Linked DNA regions of Mus musculus: region 2 is linked to region 1. The links are chromatin contacts, found by POLR2A ChIA-PET in ENCODE. All regions are on one chromosome and are shown on one strand. Each heading gives the region's core, a stretch centred on a gene start or an enhancer-like site at or near the end of the contact. The rest is flanking DNA. Distances are from core to core; before and after follow the strand shown. Region 1 holds the start of Yars (tyrosyl-tRNA synthetase). Region 2 holds the start of C77080 (expressed sequence C77080).

Region 1 (2,700 bases), core at 113-2,612:
GACTAAAATGTACCCTTCGAAGAGGTGAATGAATGTTCTTAGTGACAGGGTCTCTGTATAGAGCTCTACCTAGCCAGGAACTCATTATGTAAACAAGGCTGGCCTCCAAATTGCAGCCACCCCCCTGTCTCTGACTCTCAGGTATTAAGATTACAGGTAGCATGTACCACCACACCCAGGATAGGTAAATTTAAAAAAAAAAATAGCTTGGTGGTGCAACCGCCCTTAGCGTAATTCTAGTCCAGTCTTTATCTGGCTTGTAAAACAAAGTTTACAAGCCCCTCATGACTTGGCTCCTACCTGTCTCTCCTTAGAGAACATGTCAAAGGACAGCAATAGGTTCTGTGGAGGAACATCAGAGGCACGGGCAGGCAGGGATGGAAACGGTTCTGTTGGCAGGGAGTTGTGGTGGCCGAGCAGTACTGTGCTTGCTTTATTCCATTTAAATCAGTGTCCTTGGACAAAGGGTGTGTGAGGGCACTGAAGGCTGAGTCCAGGGCCTTACTCATGCTTTACCACGGAGCTGAGCCTAGCCTTCTCCCTGTTCTACAATATTCTTGCTTCCCCTTGGGTCTTCCCTGTCTGAAATGCAGTTCTCAGCGCCCGCGTGTACACAACACACACACACACACACACACACACACACACGCCAGAAGAGGACGTCAGATCCCCTGATACAGGCCGTACCGAATAACCTGACATGGGTGCTGGGAACTGAAAACGGGTCTTCTGTAAGAGCAGTACTTTCTTTCCATTTCAGAGCCATCTCTTCGGCCAGCTCGCCCCTTATTTCTTTTCAGAACTTCAGTCATAGGAACTTTCAGTACGTGTTTTATTTGGGTTATAGGTCCTTTTAAATTTCCGGTTCTCTCCGCCAGAGTCCTGGAAAGACATGGCCCTGACTCCCTAGAGCCTAGCAGTGCTCCCGGCATGGAATAGGATGGGTGGAATGAGGTTCCCAGCCCCAGGAATGGCTGGAGCACAAGCTACGTGCACACAAAGGGTGAGCCCACTGGAGTTTCTCTTGCACCCTGAGAATGGCTGCTTGACTGATCAACTAGCAGAGAGGGCCGTAGAGCCGCCCAGGCGCGGAGACCGCGGCCCCACTCGTTTAGGGATTGGCATCGGGAATCATGGGACTTCAAATTCTCGGTACCCAACGGCGCATCCCAACCCCCCACCAAGGCCTGACCTGCAGGTTCCGGGTGATAAGATGCAGCTTCTCCTCAGGGCTTGGAGCATCACCCATGGCTCCGCTGTCTCTGTTTCCCGCGCTCAGCCGGCACCCGCGCCCTTTCCTCGTTCGCCGTCGTCTCCGCGTGCCGGGAACTGTCACGCTAGTCCCGTCGGGTTGCATCAGCTGAGCTCGTCGCTCCGCTTGCTAGGCCTAGATTCTGTCTGTCCCCTCCTCTCCCCGAGCATCCCCGAGTCAGGAGCAGCAGAGAGTCGAAAGAATCGATGAAACAGGAAGGGGCGGAACCATCCAAAAAAAAAAAAACCAAAACAGTGTAGGTGGAGCTGGGGGGCGGGGTTAGGAAGGCCGCCCATGACGCACCCTCTCAGGGGCGGGGCGGTTTCCTGCCAATCACTGCTTGCTTGCCCTCCCCCTGGTGTTGGCCCCGCTGCCTCGGGGTGGGGGAGGTCGTGAAGGGGGCGATAAAATGGCGCAGGGGGCGGAGTGAGGTGCTGCCGCTCGCCCAGGCTTTTGGCCCGGCTTCCGGAGGTGAAGAGCGGGCGGGACGTAAGGGTCGGCGCCCGTCGTCTAGGCGAGGGGTCGGGGGGGAGGGGGCGGGCCGCCTGTTGCTTCTCCACAGGGCCGCGTTCTTCGTCTTGCCCCCGTGAGGAGTAGGGAAGCTCGTCTCGCTGAGGGAAGGGCTGCTTCTCGCGCCAGAGGTGATGGCGGGCGGGGAGGTTGTCCCTGCCCCCCACCTCCACATCCGTGGGCGAGTGACGCCCCTCATCCCGCTGAGGAAAAGGGAGCTGTCAGGTCCTCGGGCCGCCGGCCCTGCCAGTGGGGGCGGGGGGGGGGGTCTTCCTCTCCCGGTGCCTGCCTTCCCCGCGGGAGGCTGTTGCTAGGGAGAGCGGGGATGGCGGGCTTCCCGCGGGGCGTCGTGGCGGGAGAGGGCGACCCACTCCGGGCGACCGCGGGCCGCAGCCTGCCGAGATGTGGCAGTCAGCGTCTGTCCCCTGAGGTCGGGTGCCCTGGCGGAGCCCGCGGGGGGACCTGGGTCGCCCCTGGGGGGAGGGGCGCGGAGGGAACACGCGCTCCTCCCGCTATCCGCGGGGAGGCGAGGACTCGCTCTCCCGAGTGGGAGGAGGAGGGAAGTGCAGAGGCCCTGGGCGCGGCGGGCGGGCGGGTAGTGTTCCCGACGGGGAGGCCCGCGGGCATCCTCGCAAGGTATCCCTGGGCCACCGTTGCTGGGTTTCATCCAGGGCCGCAGGGAATGCTGCAGACACCTAAGGTGAGCCCTTCTTCAGAGGGCCACCAAATGAGGACGGAGTTCACCGGCTGCCCTCATTTTTTGTTTTTTGTCCTCCCCCCCCCACCCCCCCGTGGTTGTTAAGAGCCCCAGGCTTTAATAGACTATTCTTGTAAAAGAAACCTGTTGCTTCAGTTTAGAAAAATCTGCTGCCTGGGCCTGTGTGGGAATTCTTGGCTCCCTAGTCTGGGGGAATTGTTACCTAAAGCAGAGATTTCCA
Region 2 (2,700 bases), core at 129-2,628, 59 kb before region 1:
GAGTGGGTACTGGTGGTTAGGAATAAAGAACACTCTCCTGACCACACTTTCCAAAGGCCAGGGCAAGGACAGCCGCCTTTAGATCTCCAATCCAACTTCCTCTCCTCCTGCTGGGAGCAGCTGGCATTCAGAAAAGACTTGTTTATACATGTAAACAAACAAACAAAAAGCCAGAGTATTTGTCTTCCCACTTCTGAATGCATGCAGACTTATTTTATTTATCCCTTTGCCTGAGGCTCAGCATGGGTAGTAGGTGATCTGCCTTAGGGCCCAGGTTCACCACTGCTGGGAGCCTTGGGGCCGTTCAGGGACTGGAGCAGGTCAGATCACTCTGCACTGAGGTCCGCTTACAACCTTAGAGTGAGGTCTACTGCGTGCCAGGGCAGATTAGGCTGGGTGATCAGGTCCTGTTCCTGTCCTAATGCAGACTAGGGCCCCGGGAGAAAGCTGTGTGACAAAAGTCAAGTTGATGATGCTAGACAACTCTCAACTCTAACTGCGGGACGTATGAACAAGACTCTTCTGGGGGCCGCGGAGGTTTGCTAGCCTCGAGGCAGAGATGAGCATCAGAATGCTGGCTTTGATTCCCTCCTGGCCTCACTCTCCCTTCTGTCCTAAGGGGGAAACATTCCCTACCTTGCTTTCCTCGCAGCTTATAAAATCAGAGATATAAAAGGGCTTGGTCAGCTATAATACAGCACGAGAGGCCGGCAAGGAAATGAACACAGCATTTTCCAGACTTCTAAAGGCTTTCCCTTAACCAGCTTCTCCAGGCACACACTTAGTCGCCTACCTCAAGATCCACCCTTATTTATCGTAGTTGAGCATCTCAGTAGGAAAGCCCGAGTCTTACTATAAGTGCCCTGGGGGAATCACAGCCTCGTTAAGGGTAAACTGAGGCCTGAACATCCCACTCTAGGTACTCAGGAATGAATCAGAAACAACCAAGAACAGAGCAATTGCTGGAGGCTTCCCCCCCACCCCCCTCCGGTGGTCCTGAGCCAGGGGAATACCTGCCACAGGTCCCAGGTGTCTGGGAAAAAAAGTCTTTCCCCAACCATAGGAGACACCGGGTGATCCAAAGGCCAGTACCTCGCTGCCCTACGAATCCCGAACACCCTCGGGGTTTTTCGAGAGACAGACCCTCGAGGATCAAGGAGGGGCGGGGCGAGGAACCTCTACTCTGCAGCCGGACCTCGCCCTCGGGGCAAGGCCGGCGGGGAGGGGCGCCTTGCCGCTGCGCTGCTACCGTCCCCCCCCCCCCCGCCCCCGACGGCCGCTCCCGCCGCTCGAGCCCCGCCCGCCCGGCGGCCCCGCCCGCGCTGCCCCCGCCCCCGCAGCGATCGCTCAGCCTCCGCCGCCCAAACTTTTTTCTCCGGGCGCGTCTCCGGCGGCGGCCGCCCCCGCGCATGGGCGCCGCGCTGCAGGGGGCCTGACCCCCGCCGCGGGCACCGCGCCTCCCCAGCCCCGCGCCATGGCGGCCCGCGCGCCCCCCGCCGCACCTGCGGCCGACGAGCCTGGGAGCCCCGGCGGCCCCCCGCGCAGGAAGAAGTCCCGCTCCGGCCTCCGCCGTGCCTTCAGCTGGCTGAGGGGCAAACGGCGCAAGAAGAAGGCGGCCGGGGCCGAGGGCGCCGAGTCCACAGCCTCGCGGGCTAAGAAAGCGGACGACAAGGCCAAGCGGGCCAAGGGCAAAAGCCGAGGTGAGCTGGCCTGGCACCTGGGTCGAGCGCGCCCATGGGTGTGGCAGGGTGGGTCCCTCTGGTGGGGTCGGCTGTAATGTGGACGGCTTGTCTCCTAGGCAATGGTTTTGGGGGAAGTGAAGAGCCCAGGGCACCCCAAGATAGGTCCTGCGCCGCTCCAGGGGCACAACCTATCCAACTGTGAGAGGCAGAGACCCCCATCTGGGCAGGGATCCCCTAGTTTACGCAGGAAGTGCTGGCTGGCTGGCCCTCCTGGTGGAAAGACACTTTCCTTCTCCTAAGTTGTGCCCTCTGCTGAGTCAAGGGGTCAGAGATTTGACACTGGCCCAGGGCCAATGGGAGAGGCAGGTGGCCTTGGGTCTTGGGGTGTCGGTCTCTTTGGGTCTTTAAGGTCAGCCTACTCAAAAGGAGTTCTTTTTGCCCTCCAGGTAGATCCTGGTTCCAGCTCCCCAAAGTACTCAGCTTGGAGTCCTTTGCTTGAGGTTGTTACCAGTGTTAGCTTTTCCCATCTCCACACCCCGCACCCCCCCTCCCCTCCCTTACCTGGGCCAAACCACAAACATCCACCTCCTGAGGTGGTGAGATCACCTTCCTGAACCAGAGTCCTCTCCTCATCACTCACCACTCTCCCTAGTCCCTTGTCCCCCGTAGTAACCTGCTTGTGTTGAAAATGGAGAAACTGAGGCTCAAGTGAGGTGGAGAGCCTTTGCCTGTGCTGCTGTGCCAGGAGAAGTCAGCAGCTGCTTCCTAGTGTTTGGAAGTTTTGAGCCCATGGCTCTCCCTGGACTCTAAGGGGTGGGAAGCCTGAGAGATGGGGGAGATGGGGAAGGAAGAAACTGGGAGCCTTATATCCCTGTTAAGGTCACTGTACTTTTGGCCACTTGTTTGGCTTCTCCCCCATCTCCTGTTTCTGTCATCAGTTTGGTGGGGAGACCTTTAGTCTCTGCTGGGGCGGGGGGGGGGGGTAGAGGCCAGCGGCTGCTGGAAGTTTATCTTCCTA

What was found. ChIA-PET counts read pairs that join two places held with the same protein, here RNA polymerase II (POLR2A).
Region 2: POLR2A ChIA-PET joins it to region 1 with 15 read pairs in embryonic stem cell. The contact joins the promoter of C77080 here to the promoter of Yars in region 1. POLR2A ChIA-PET finds 5 or more read pairs at or near these places in 4 of 5 experiments (Patski and embryonic stem cell).

Annotation. Positions count from the first base shown.
Region 1 is chr4:129,188,565-129,191,264 of GRCm38, reverse strand. Yars (tyrosyl-tRNA synthetase) reads right to left here and starts at 1,362. Exons shown (of 13, transcript NM_134151.5): 1 at 1,193-1,362. The coding sequence starts at 1,249. S100pbp (S100P binding protein) reads left to right here and starts at 1,686. Exons shown (of 7, transcript NM_001379590.1): 1 at 1,686-1,723.
Region 2 is chr4:129,247,121-129,249,820 of GRCm38, reverse strand. It overlaps C77080 (expressed sequence C77080), which reads left to right and starts at 1,378. Exons shown (of 7, transcript NM_001033189.3): 1 at 1,378-1,700. The coding sequence starts at 1,475. The region is part of intron 1 of Gm12976 (a long non-coding RNA gene); the gene reads right to left.